Regions from separate parts of the Homo sapiens genome. Here all the other regions are linked to region 1. Evidence: chromatin contacts called from ENCODE Hi-C or POLR2A ChIA-PET data. All regions are on one chromosome and are shown on one strand. Each heading gives the region's core, a stretch centred on a gene start or an enhancer-like site at or near the end of the contact. The rest is flanking DNA. Distances are from core to core; before and after follow the strand shown. Region 1 has its middle 46 kb from the start of LINC03040. Region 2 overlaps LINC01512 (long intergenic non-protein coding RNA 1512). Region 3 holds the start of LINC03040 (long intergenic non-protein coding RNA 3040).

The links. Hi-C counts contacts between places; a loop is a spot of excess contacts on that map. ChIA-PET counts read pairs that join two places held with the same protein, here RNA polymerase II (POLR2A). Pooled maps may share reads with other maps.
Region 2: a loop to region 1 is called in a map of Caco-2, with 10 times the contacts of the local background. The contact joins two enhancer-like sites. A Hi-C loop is called at or near these places in 9 of 168 maps with a recorded cell type or tissue (Caco-2, G401, HepG2 and 6 more) and 1 of 50 pooled maps. POLR2A ChIA-PET finds 5 or more read pairs at or near these places in 9 of 52 experiments (BJ, CD4-positive, alpha-beta T cell, H1 and 5 more).
Region 3: a loop to region 1 is called in a map of heart left ventricle, with 6 times the contacts of the local background. The contact joins the promoter of LINC03040 here to the enhancer-like site in region 1. A Hi-C loop is called at or near these places in 16 of 168 maps with a recorded cell type or tissue (Calu3, GM12878, K562 and 8 more), 1 of 37 single-sample maps with no recorded cell type and 16 of 50 pooled maps. POLR2A ChIA-PET finds 5 or more read pairs at or near these places in 14 of 52 experiments (AG04449, AG04450, BJ and 10 more).

Annotation. Positions count from the first base shown.
Region 1 is chr6:43,952,130-43,956,273 of GRCh38, forward strand. No RefSeq gene overlaps it. Among named protein-coding and RNA genes, the nearest start is that of LINC03040, 46 kb to the right of the region's middle. Within about 2 kb of position 1,787, at least 7 of the 41 ENCODE cell types and tissues checked have a DNase peak (open chromatin) inside an H3K27ac peak, as active enhancers do; they include gastrocnemius medialis, heart left ventricle and heart right ventricle, where a contact is called at or near this core.
Region 2 is chr6:43,907,830-43,911,973 of GRCh38, forward strand. The region is part of intron 1 of LINC01512 (long intergenic non-protein coding RNA 1512); the gene reads left to right. Among named protein-coding and RNA genes, the nearest start is that of LINC01512, 19 kb to the left of the region's middle. RefSeq lists enhancers at 3,128-3,692, 3,693-4,144. Within about 2 kb of position 2,107, at least 3 of the 41 ENCODE cell types and tissues checked have a DNase peak (open chromatin) inside an H3K27ac peak, as active enhancers do.
Region 3 is chr6:43,998,660-44,002,803 of GRCh38, forward strand. LINC03040 (long intergenic non-protein coding RNA 3040) reads left to right here and starts at 1,926. Exons shown (of 3, transcript NR_160956.1): 1 at 1,926-2,041; 2 at 3,394-3,468; 3 at 4,022-4,144. It overlaps SCIRT (stem cell inhibitory RNA transcript), which reads right to left. Exons shown (of 5, transcript NR_125864.1): 2 at 2,384-2,457; 3 at 1,932-2,056; 4 at 559-849. LOC124901321 (a long non-coding RNA gene) reads left to right here. Exons shown (of 2, transcript XR_007059591.1): 2 at 292-895. RefSeq lists an enhancer at 2,033-2,182 and a silencer at 4,105-4,144.

The sequences.
Region 1 (4,144 bases), core at 537-3,036:
GTGCTGGGTGTCTGAGATGAGTCTGTGTTGCAGGAGTGAGTGTCATGGGGCTTTGGCCACAGAGATGCCACCCAGAAGCCAGCAGAGGCACCCTGTAGGGGGCCTCCAAGTGGAAAAAGAGCAGGCTTAGGCAATGCATTGTCAGCCACACCACCTCAAAGGCCTTATCTCTCTGAGTTTACTGCCTTTGGCTTTTTAAATACTCCAGCCTGGTCCCTGGTGCTAAAAAGAATTAAAGGACAGCACCTGTGTCCATCATTCATTCATTCACTCCTTCCTTCTTTCAGTGCCTGTAAGATGTAGGATCAACAAGACACACGCCTGCCCTCAGGCTGTGGTGGACACTCCCTTGAACAGGCTCATACCTCTCCCCACAAGACCACTGTGAGATGGCATCAGAATCTGGCGAGAGACCCCCATGGGGCAGATCCAGGCACCAAGCTGCCGCTCTTAGTCAGGAAGGTACTTCCAGTGCCAATTTTGGGAGTTCTGGGCTCATCTTTATTAAACAGGTGGCATTTCCATACTGTCCCATTATCCATCAGGAAAATGGAAGTTTCCTGTTCCTTCTCTGTGTCCACATTTGTGGACATTGCCAAAGTTCTGACAATGGCCTACCACCAGCCCCTACAAAATCTAGTCCCTCCTACTTCTCTGATCTCACCTCCCACTACTCTCCCTCATTCATTCCACACTGGTCTCCTTGCTATTCCTCCAATAAACAGCTCTGTTTCCACCCCGGGGCCTTTGCATGTGCTGCTCCCCCTACAGGGCATGTTCTCCTCCAGTCATGCACATGGCTCCCAGTTTCAAGTCTTTACTCAAATGTTATCCTCTCAGGGTGGCCTTCCTTGACCTCCCCATTTAAAATTGCATCACACCCTACACCCTTCACTCCTGTCCCCTTTCCCTTTATCTTTCTCCAGTGCACCTACCACCCTCTAAAATTGTGTTTAATGTTTGTCACCCTGCACTTGAATGCCAGCTCCATGAAGTCAGGGACTTTTGTCAATTTTGCTCACTGCCGTTCTAGTGCCTAGAACAGGGTCTGGCACATAGAAAGTTTTCAGTAAATATGCTGAATAGGAAAGGGAGGCAATATTCAGAATCTACAAACCCCAAGGAGACTGCAGCATGGTCTCCATGGGGGTGGCAAGTGGCCAGTAAGTCTTGCTGGGGGGTGACCTGACCTACAGCCATGGGCACATGAGTGGAAGGGCTGCAAGGCAGGGTGCCGAGGGAAGAGCCAAGGGTCATGCCCCTTGTTCCCTTAGTGCCACCTCATTCTGGATGCAGCTTGATGTGTCTGTTAGGAAAGGGAAGTTACCTTAACTGGGCACCTACTATGTGCCTGGCAAATTTCATGCACTTCCCCTTTACAGCAGCCCATGAAGCAGCAGAGGAAGAAACCAAGACCCAGAGAGGTTACTTAACTTGCCTAGAGTCACAGAGCTAGTAAGGGAGGGAGGAGAACTCACACCTAGGTCTGATTCCTTGCATTACTGTCTACCCCGGGGATGGTGAGAAGGACTCCATAGGCTCAGTTGGAAGAATTAAGAACTTGTGATTCTGCAGAGCGGTCTCCATGGGGACAGCACGGGTTGATGGGGTGGGCTGAAGCAGCCTGGGCTCCCATATATGCTGTTAGGCACTTCAGTTCCAACCATGGGAAAAATCTAGGCCCTTTAGCTCCCATCATGGGGTGAATCCCCTACCCTGGGTGAGCGGTGGGAGTTTCTCAAGGCCATCTCAGGGGTCAGGGACAGCTTGACTCAGCTCCTGCTGGCTGGCAGCTCCCTCTGCTGGACCCAGCCCCAAGGACGAGCTCAGACACAGGGACGCCTCCGTCTGTCTGCACTTGGGCTCTGGCAGCCCCCCCACATTGCATGCGGGGCAGTCACATGCAGGGCACCTGCCAGGTCCTCAACGTGTCAAGGGACAGGATCTTCCAGAGGACCTAATCTGGGTGACCTGGGAACCTTACATGGGGAAGAGAATAGGAAGGAGCTTTGACCACCGCCACTACCACACTCAGCCCAGACACAACGGCTGCATCTGCAGACAGGGGCTGGGTCTCCTCATGGGGCAGGGAGCTCCCTATAAGCAGGGGCTGACTCTCCCATCAGACTGGAAACTCCCTGAGGGCAAGGGTTCTGTCTTTCTCCTTCAGACTGGGAGCTCCTGGTTTGTCCCTCTGCTCACCTGTGATAGAAGCCCAGCTTAGCCCCCCAGGCTGGGCCAGCCCCCAAGGCATCCTGGGGCACTTTCTCAGCAGCCTGGCCACTCCCAGCCCCCAGACACCTGTCCCCGCCACTCTCCCCACTCCCTAGGCTCCTCCACCCTGCTGTCAGAGCAGAGCTGACACTGGGTAGTGCTGGTAAGTGCCACCCTGACCTCAGCAGCCCTGGAGGCAGTGCAGTGAGTGGCCTAAAGAGCTGTGCCAGGGATGGGACGTGACTGCCCCCCTGAACTCAGCTGCAGGCTTGGCCATGAGGAAAGCGATACCTCAGGGAGGCGGAGTGACCAGTGACATCAGCGTACGTGACTGTCAGCCCAGCTCTCCCCTCTGCCCTCCACCCTCCCCCACCCCACAGTGCCTGCCGAGCACACTGACCTTCAGCTCACGGGCACAGGCCTCTCTATGTGCCCGCTCCAAGGAGAGGGGCAGTGCCCAAGGGGATGGGGCTGCTCTCTGACTCCTTGTCTTCTAAGTGAGTGCTCAGGGGGTGGAGGAGAACACAGGCCCCAGCCCTCTGCAGCCTGGGCTTCTGGATCAGGAGCCAGCTTCTTACTGGGTGACCCTCCCCGGCAGCCCTGCCCTGAGGAAACTGATCATTCTCTTGGCTCTGCGAGACCTTCCTTCTGAGTGTCTGGCAGGCTTCTAGTGACTTGAAGCCAGTGTAGAGGGCAACTGGCTTCCCACCCCGAGCCTGCTGATGGAACTGCCAGGCCTGCATCCCTAGGGGCAGAGTCCCTGCCCAGATGAGCAGTGCTGGCTGTCCCAGGGAAGCAAGTTCAACTACCTTGGATGACCACCATTTGTCCCCGAGATGGCTTCTGCAAAAGCCTGTCTAAGTGCCCCCCTAGACCCCACCCAAGGAGTGCCAGGTCCAGAGCTCAGCATTCTATTATAGCTTCCAGCCTGGGGAAGACCAGTCAGAGACACCAAAAACTAGACCACAGTTGCCAAATTTGTTCCCTTGTGCACTTTTGTCAGTGAATATATCATTGTGCATCTCAGTATAGGTATATTTCTTTATTTAAAAATTATGTATGTTAAGGCCAACATTGCAGGTAGGCTGAAGTGTAATACTAGTTGTGGCAAGAAAAATCATCAAAACAGCAAGACATCTAACAGGGACATCCAGGAGCACGAAAGCCATAGTGAGCCTTGATGAGCTCCCACCTACCCCTGACGATGTGGAAGGTTGTATGCACACTGGGGGAGACTGAAAGAGCTTGGCTATCTACTCATCCCTGGCTGAGCATACAGAGAGTTAAATTCAGGGGAGACCTGTGAACCCCCTGAAGTTTGAATATGTTCCCCAACCCACATACAGATCCATTGGCAGAGGGTAGAAACCTTATGAGATCAAGGTATTTAAGCATAATCTACCTCTGACCAATCACTGGCTGAACACTAAGTTATGCTGACCCAGGGGCAATTCCTAGGAAGCCAGGCTGAAAAATTAAAACAAAAATTAAAAATAAAACAAAACTGAGCAGAGATATCAGCGGCCTCACACTGTGAGGAAGACAGATTCCATAGAATCAGCCTAGGCAAATCCCTAGACAACCAATCAACCAACAAAAACCTCAGCAACAACAACCCAGGTGGTGGTGGTGGTGCTGGTTGTGAATCAGCATTCAGAATTGCTACAGTGTATTATCAAAAATGTCTGGTTTTCAGCAAGAAACTGTAAGACATGCAAATAAACAGGAACGTGTAATCCATTCAGAGGGAAAAAGCAGTCAAGAGAAACTGTCTTTGAGGTGTCCAGATGTTGCATTTGACAGACAAAGACTTCAAAGAAGCTATTATAAATGTTGTCAAAATAACAGAACCCATGTACAAAGAATTAAGGAAATACTCTCATCAAATTATTCATCAAATAGAAAATATCAATAAAAAGGTAGAAATTAT
Region 2 (4,144 bases), core at 857-3,356, 44 kb before region 1:
TGCAGACAGGCAGGTACACAGAGGGGATGGCCGAGGGCCTGACTGGGCAGTGGGGACTAGGCCTGGGTTTCTGGACTGATTTGGGGGCTGAAGTCAGCAGCCCAGATTCTGAAGGTCTCTAGGCTGTGGCCCTGCCTTGCTCTGCCAACCATCTGGCTCTGCACAGGCTGTCCAAACAGGACTCCGTTGCTAGGGCCCTGGCAGGGATGCCTGACCTGATAATCCCTGCCTCCCATGGGAACCCAGCCTCTCCCCGGCCATGTCCATCAAGGTCATCTAGTGTGGCCTGGCTACTAGCTGCTTCCGAGGTGCTGCCCATCTACCCTTTCCTTCCTTATACCCCCTCTCTGAGCTGCTTCTTTGGACCTTCTTTAATAATTAGTGGTTAATTGTCAGTGGTCTAGGGTCAGACTGCCTGAGTCCCAGCCCTGGCTCTGCTGTGTGGCCTTGGGAGTGTTACTTAACCTCTCTGAGCCTCATTTCCCCATCTTTAATATGGAAATCAGAACAGACTATTGTAAAGATTGGTATGAGGATTAAATGAGCTAAAACATTTAAAAGGCTCTAACAGTACATCTCAAACTGCATATATGTTTTTGTTAATATTATTATGTCTTACTCATTCATTTAAATTGATGACAGTGTAGCCAGTGCAGAGTGAGAGGAGAGGTGGTCAGGGCAGTTAAAGTACTAGCATCCCTAGTCCATCTTCTTTGAAAAACCAGAGCTGAGTGACAGGGACACTCCCTTGCTCTAGCTTACAGTCTTTCCTGGGTTGGGGCGGGGTGGGAGAAGTACCACTCCCCAGGCACCCTCATTCCGGGAGGCCCTACGCTGGTGTGTCTCACCTTCTGCTGAGACAGATACCCAACATCGCCCTGTTCAATACTTAAAGCTCAGCTACACTTTGACCACAAGGCACAGTTTTCTACTTGATGTATTTAAATGGATTTAGGGCCGGGCGCGGTGGCTCAAACCTGTAATCCCAGCACTTTGGAAGGCCGAGGCGAGCGGATCACCTGAGGTCAGGAGTTTGAGACGAGCCTGGCCAACATGGTGAAACCTCGTTTCTACTAAAAATACAAAAATTAGCCAGGCATGGTTGTGCGCTCCTGTAATCCCAGCTACTCAGGAGGCTGAGGCAAGAAAATCCCTTGAACCTGGGAGGCAGAGGTTGCAGTGAGCCGACATCGAGCACTGCACTCCAGCCTGGGTGACAGAGTGAAACTCCATCTCAAAAGAGATAACTGGATTTAGTTTTGTTTTTTTTCAGCCTTTATCATAGTTGTTCATGCACATAAAGAGTCACATAGATCTATGAAGTTCCTTACAAACAAAGCATCCTCACTGAGCAGAGGGACCACATTCTCTTTCACTGACAGATTCTTCTGGAATGGCTCTATCCCATGCTGCCCCTGCCCACAACTGTTATGCATCCCAGCCCCCACCCATAACACCTATGTCATACTGGTTAGATGGGGATGGAACACGACCTCGTAAAAGCATTGACATCCAGGGTTGAGCCATTTAGTAATCTATGATTGTTGTGTTTTTCCTTTGAACAACTTGTTTTCCTCCCTGAAGTTGCTGATGGTCTTTTTTATTATTCATTTAATTGTCATGCACTTAGAGCGAATTCAATGGCTTCTCAGTTTCTGATAATAACCACTAATGCCTTTTGAGCACTTCCTGGGTGCCAGGCACTATTCTAAGTCCTTTCATTGTAGTAACACATTTTAGTCCTTATAATACCCTCTGAGGTGTACACTATTATGATCTCACTTTATAGATGAATAAACTGAGGCACAGAGAGGTTAAGTGACTTGCTCGCAATCCCAGAGCAAGTATTTGGCAGAGCTGAGATTTGAACCCAGGCTCTTCCCACTGTAGGGATTGTGCCTGCCTGGCCTCACGTGGCCTCTGGGAGCACATCTTCATATCAGTCTCCTCTGGGCCCTTTCTCACCCTCTCACTATTTTCCGGGTTCAGTCTTTTCTCTGCGCCTAGGCTGTAAGCTAGCCCTGTGTCCTTCTCCTCTGCAGCCCTGGAAGCAGGACTGGATCCAGCAGGCCCTCTTGTGCTTGCCAGGACGTTCCTGCCCTGGACTGTCTACTTGTCCTCATGCTCTCCACCCCGGGGCCTTGTGGGTAGGAGGCAGGACAGGGAACAGTACTGGTTCAGGTACAGCTGGGCCTGCAGAGGCTCAGGAAAGCCAAATCAGTGCCGTAAGGCCTCATGACTGGGGAACTGGGGTTTGAACTCCCTCCTTCACCTGCAAGTCCAGGGATGTTCCTAATGCATTGAACTTCTTCCTACAGGCACAGGCATATACACACCATGCACATTACATACACAAATATACAAACATATATACACATTATTTACATATGCTAATTATGTGCATGCATTTTCACATGGACACATTATATACACATACATATAGACACAATTGCATTTCATATACACATAACGCAGGTACACATACATACTCACATAATATACACACATACCAGTTATACACAGATGTATTAAACCCACAAACATATATTAACACAGAAGCATATTATACAAACACCTTATTACAAACACAAACATGTGTATACTATATATTCACACAGAGACATACACATATTGTACAGATGAAAACACACACAAATATGTAAATATATACCTATATACACATAAATATACACATCCTATTTGCATAACATACACAAACACTGCTGCACAAAGCACATGCACATATTTTTCACATATGAAAGCATGCAAACACATTTGCACAAAACATACAAATGAATGCACAAATATACAAAAACCTACAGTGCAAACATATGCAAGCATATGTGCACATCCACAGATGCAAAAACTTGCACAAACACATCCACATTATGTGCACGAAGAAACATGCCCACATCTGCATGTGTGTGCACACAATCACGTATGCCTGCCTGGCCTGGTTTATATGGGGAGTGATGGAAGAAGGCCATTGGCCTCTCCAGGTTCTGTATGTGTCTGGTGACTTGGAGTGAGTGTGTTTCTTTACTGTTTCCTTGGAGTTGCATCATAAAGTGCCTTCCTTGAACAGGGCCGGTACAGGACCAGGTCAGCCTGTCCTCATTACATCAGCAGGGTGAGCCAAGGGAGGTTGCCTAAAAATTCAAGTAAGTAGTCCCCAGCCCATGGAGGCTTGAGAGACCCCCAAACCCCTCCCTTTCTCTGGAGTCCCACCTAGGGTTAACCACTGGCTACACTCCCAGGGAGGCCCCAAAAGCTGCCAGATTATGCCCTTTAAGAGATGAGAAAATGGCTTGACCAAAAAAGTTAATGTTTGTAAACACCAGTTTAAGGAGAGAAGGGATTTCAAAGCCTCCGCAGCCTGCTGCTCCACACCTCTGAGCATCTGGGAATCTCAGCCCGGGGCTGTGCACACAGTAGGAGCTACATCGGCAGCACTCTAGGGAATGGGGTCTGACAAGTGGTGGGGGGTACAGGGAGCCAGCCCCAGAATTCAGAGGTAATGCAGACCCTCTTCACGTTTGAGGACCCTGCCTGCATCACTTCCAGCCCAGAGGTTCTTAGCTTCGTCATCTGCTGGGGGTGAGGGACCACCAGTTTAGGGAGCCCCCTGCAGAGGCCCCCTGGATTGTCCCTTCTTTTCCCTCCTTGGCCTTCCTCCCAGCTTGGTCTCCCCACCACCCCCAACACTCCCCAGACACATTCCTCTCCTTCAGACTTTCGTTTCAAGGGCTTGGTGATTTCTTTGCAGGATTTGATTTGCCGCTCAGGCATTTCCTTGAGTGGCCCCTCGGTGTTTGCCCTCATCCAGATGGCATCCAGATGCAAACATCCCCCCTCCCCCAGCTCCGGCTCCTCAGCTAGGGGAATTGAATCTTGACCCCCACCTCACACCCACCTCCCTGCATCATCAGCTTTGTTTCTGGGATCTGAGGTCAGGGCATGGACTAACACCTCTGCCTGTGGCTCTCTCCAAAGCCCGACTTCTGGCCATCCTATGATCTGCCTCCCTCCTCCGCCTTTGTTCAATTCAGCAGGTAATTGCTTCACAGCCAAAGCAAATGTCAGGATGATAATGAGGGAGATATGATGCAGTTCTGGCCTAGGCAGGGAGGGGGAAGAGCAGGGT
Region 3 (4,144 bases), core at 676-3,175, 47 kb after region 1:
TACTCTGGTGGGGACTTGGAGAACCTTTGTGTCAACACTCTGTATCTAGCTAATCTAGTGGGGACATGGTGAACCTTTGTGTCTAGCTCGGATTGTAAACGCACCAATCAGCACCCTGTCAAAACAGACCACTGGGCTCTACCAATCAGCAGGATGTGGGTGGGGCCAGATAAGAGAATAAAAGCAGGCTGCCCCAGCCCGCAGTGGCAACCCGCTGGGATCCCTTTCCACGCTGTGGAAGCTTTGTTCTTTTGCTCTTTGCAATAAATCTTGCTACTGCTCACTCTGTAGGTCCACGCTGCCTTTATGAGCTGTAACACTCACCGCGAAGGTCTGCAGCTTCACTCCTGAAGCCAGCGAGACTACGAGCCCACCGGGAGGAACAGACAACTCCAGACGCGCCGCCCTAAGAACTGTAACACTCACCGCGAAGGTCTGCAGCTTCACCCCTAAGCCAGCGAGACCACGAACCCACCAGAAGGAAGAAACTCTGAACACATCTGAACATCAGAAGGAACAAACTCTGGACACGCTGTCTTTAAGAACTGTAACACTCACCGCGAGGGTCCGCGGCTTCATTCTTGAAGTCAGTGAGACCAAGAACCCACCAATTCCGGACACAGGAGGATCGCTTGAGCCCAGGAATTCAAGACCAGCCTGGGCAACCCAGCAACACTCCATCTCTACAGAAGTTGTAAAATTAGCTGGGCGTGATGGGGCGCATCTGTAGTCCTAGCTACTTATCCTAGCCTTGGCGAGAGGATCACTTGAGCCCAGGAGGTTAAGGCTGCAGTGAGCCATGATTGCACCACTGCACTCCAGCCGGGGTAACAAAGTCAGACCGTGTCTCTAAAAATAAATAAATAAATAAAAATAAAATAAATTTGACAACCAAGTTTAAATGGTGTTCTCATTATTCCCATTTTACAGATGCAGTCACTGGGGCCCCCAAGAAGTTAAGTGATCTGCCTAAGATCACATGCCTTTGTTTATATGTGTTGGAATTTTTCAATTCTCTCTGGAAATCCACATCCTCCACCCCCAACCCAGACTCCAACACAACTGCTTCCACCACGGCCCACCTGCGTACCCCACACATATCCCTGAAGTGCAGACTTCCTCCCATCCTTCCCCAGGAAGATTCCCTGGTCTGTGGGGTAGCGAGTGTTGGGGTGGTCTCTCCTTCCCTCCCATGCTTCTAGATTCCTCTGTAGGGTCCCGGTTTTGTTTTTGGTGTGGCAGCAAGCTCACTGCCTTTTTGAGTACTGTATGTCAGTGAGTTTGCATGCACACACCTGGAGGAGGGATGTGTGGGCATGAGAGGTATCTGGGCAAGTGGGCTTACTTGCCCACCTGGGGCACATGTGGGTACAGTGCAGTGGAGCATACATTGCCTAGATTGTAACCGTGTGTGTGCCTAGACACAGGCAAATGAGCCCATGTGGGTGTTCATGAAGGGCCTGCCCCCTGCATGTTTGGGGGTCTGTAGAATGAGTCCCCATTTCTCTCCCCTTCCCAAATAACTGCCACCATCTTCAGTTCAGACTCCTGGGCCCCAGGTAAGGGGCTGGTGAAAACCGCCTGTGACTGGGGACAGAGACACCTGAGTCTTAAGCCCCACCCAGGCTGCTAGTGCCCTTGAGCAGGCATCACCCCACCCAGGCAGCGGGAGTGTCCTCACCCAATGGGATAGGGTGACATGGGGGAGGAGGTTTGAAGCGGGGAGAAGGCAGCGAGGCTTTCAGCTCCCTAGATGGGAGGCTCATTACCCTAGCACTCAGTAGGTTGTAGGGAAGGGGGACTGAGCCAGGACTTGGCACTGACTACAAAGGGTAGGGGCAGCCCCCAGCACTCCCGCCGCGGCAGGCCAGGGGAGGGGCTGTGACGTTTGGTGGCCTCATGCAGCTGAGAGGAAGTAGCTAATTGCCAACCTGATGACTGGCGGCTGAGGAGTGGGGTGATGATGCCACTGGCAGAAGCAGGCGCCCTGGCCCAAGGAGGAGGCCCTTCAGCAACGGAGTGGGCCTGCATTCTGCGGAGGGTGAGACTGAGGTGGCTGCAGTCAAAGGAGAAGGGGGCAGGGGTTTGTTGAGGCTGTGACCGTGGGAAAGCGCTTCTCCAGGGCTTCCCTCAGCTTCAAGGAGAAAGAGTTCAGAGGCCCTGAGGGGATGAAGGGACTTGTGAAGGGGCTTCAGGGGGATGGGTTGGGGGGAAGGAGGTTCCTATTCTTACTCCCCTTCTGCCTATGCTCCCCCAATGTTCCTGTCTCTCCCCTCCCCCACCTTGGCCCCCTCTTTGGCCCCTGTGGCCAAAGTTGTTGAGGAAGGAGGGAGTAGATGGAGGGCTCTTTTCACCAGAAGACCCCCAGGCACAAGCAGCCCACCTTACTGATGGTCAGAGCATCCAGAAGAAGTGGCAAGACTTCAGCTGTCCTCAAAGCAGGAAGACAGAGTGTTTCTGGCAGAAAGAACAGCACAAGCAAAGGTTAGGCAGTGGGGTCTGGAGAGGCTGGTGGAGGACTGGGGCTTGGCTTCAATGGTTATGAGAGGAGGTGGGCAGGATGTTCTGTACCAAGGGCCACACTGTCCCTTCCTGGAAGAAACAGTGGGTACCCAGCACCCAGAGCTTCTCCCACATGCTGGCCACCGCCTCTGGCCCCAGTAGACCTGGCCCTCAACTGCCTCAGCAAGCCTCACAGGTTGGGGACCCCACCCTCATTATTCTCAAGTGCATCAACCCCGAAGGACTGAAGCCCCGAGTCCCAATAAACAGGTCCCATCCATCCGTAGGCCAGTCCGCTGGGCCCCTAGCACCCCCTATGGGCAGGAAGCAACACTAATGGAGGAGGAGCCTCCAGCAGCCTGGGGTGGGGTGGGGGTGGGAGAGTGAGACGTGAGGGAGGAGAGAGACTTGCCCTCTAGGAAGCGGACAGACCATGCCTCAGGAAACCCCAGTGTCACAGGTCACAGACACTGACCTTGAAGCGTTACTCTCATGGGTGAAATTTAGCCCCTGTCCTCAGGAAGCTCCCAGTCTGACGGGGGACACATATAGTGCTCTCAGAGCTGCCTTCTTTAGGGTGAAACTCAGTATCTGGGCTTCAGGAAACTCCCAGTGTAAGGGGAGAGACACGACCCTGCCCTTAGGGATCTCTCAAATGAGGCATACCCACTGGACTTTCGGGAACCATCAATCTGTTTCCAGACATGGATTAGAGATTTCAATGCCTCAAGGGCTGCCAGGAAAAAAAATACAAGACGTCCAATTAAATTGAATATCAGATAAACAACGAATAATATTTTAGCATAAGTCTGTCCCATACAATATTTGGGACAGACTTACACTATTTAAAGTATCCAGTTTAACTGGAAGTCTTGTGTTTTTATTTGCCAGATCTGGTAACCCTAGGTGCCTCCAGTTTGAGGGAGGAGAGAGGACACCCCCTCCACCCCAGACATAGGAAAGCAGGTAAACACCTCAGCGTGCTCCGGAGGGCAGGGGTGGGGCAGGAGGAGAGTCCTGGGGCTCCGGCTCGCGGCAGTTTAAAATTCCTTCCAGGCCAGAGCCCTAATCCCTCGGTGCACAATGGCCGCCTTCTCCCCCGCCGCCCGCGCCCACGCCCTCCCCCGCGGGGCCGTGGCAGTGCCACCAAGGGCCTCTTTAAGCCCCTTTGAAGCCGCGGAGCCCCGCGCCGCAGGAGGCCCCGCCGCTATGCCAGCTATGCCAGCTATGTCCCTGCTGCCGCCGGCCGCCACCGCTCCCCCATTAATGCTGGCTAATCTGGCTAATAAATAAACTCCCCTCCCAGCCCCAGCCCCGCGCCGACTCCTCCCCGCCCCCGCAGAATCGATGTCAGGGCTCGACTAGAGCAAGCGCCCGCACTCCACCCCACTCCCTCGAGATGTAGCTGACGTTTTTTCTTATGGCTGCCCTAGGTCTGTAGCCCGTCGGGGATTCTCGGGGAGACGTGGGATTTGGGAGGTCTCCGCCTAGCCACTGCGTTTGCCTTCCTCTTTTCCAGTCCACCTGCGCACCAGGGGCAGGACACGTGGCTGGGTGCAGACGCTGGCCCGGATGTCGCGGAGGACTCGCGGGCCGGTAGAGCGCGCGGCGGCGGCGGCGGCGGCGGCGGCGGGAGGAGACG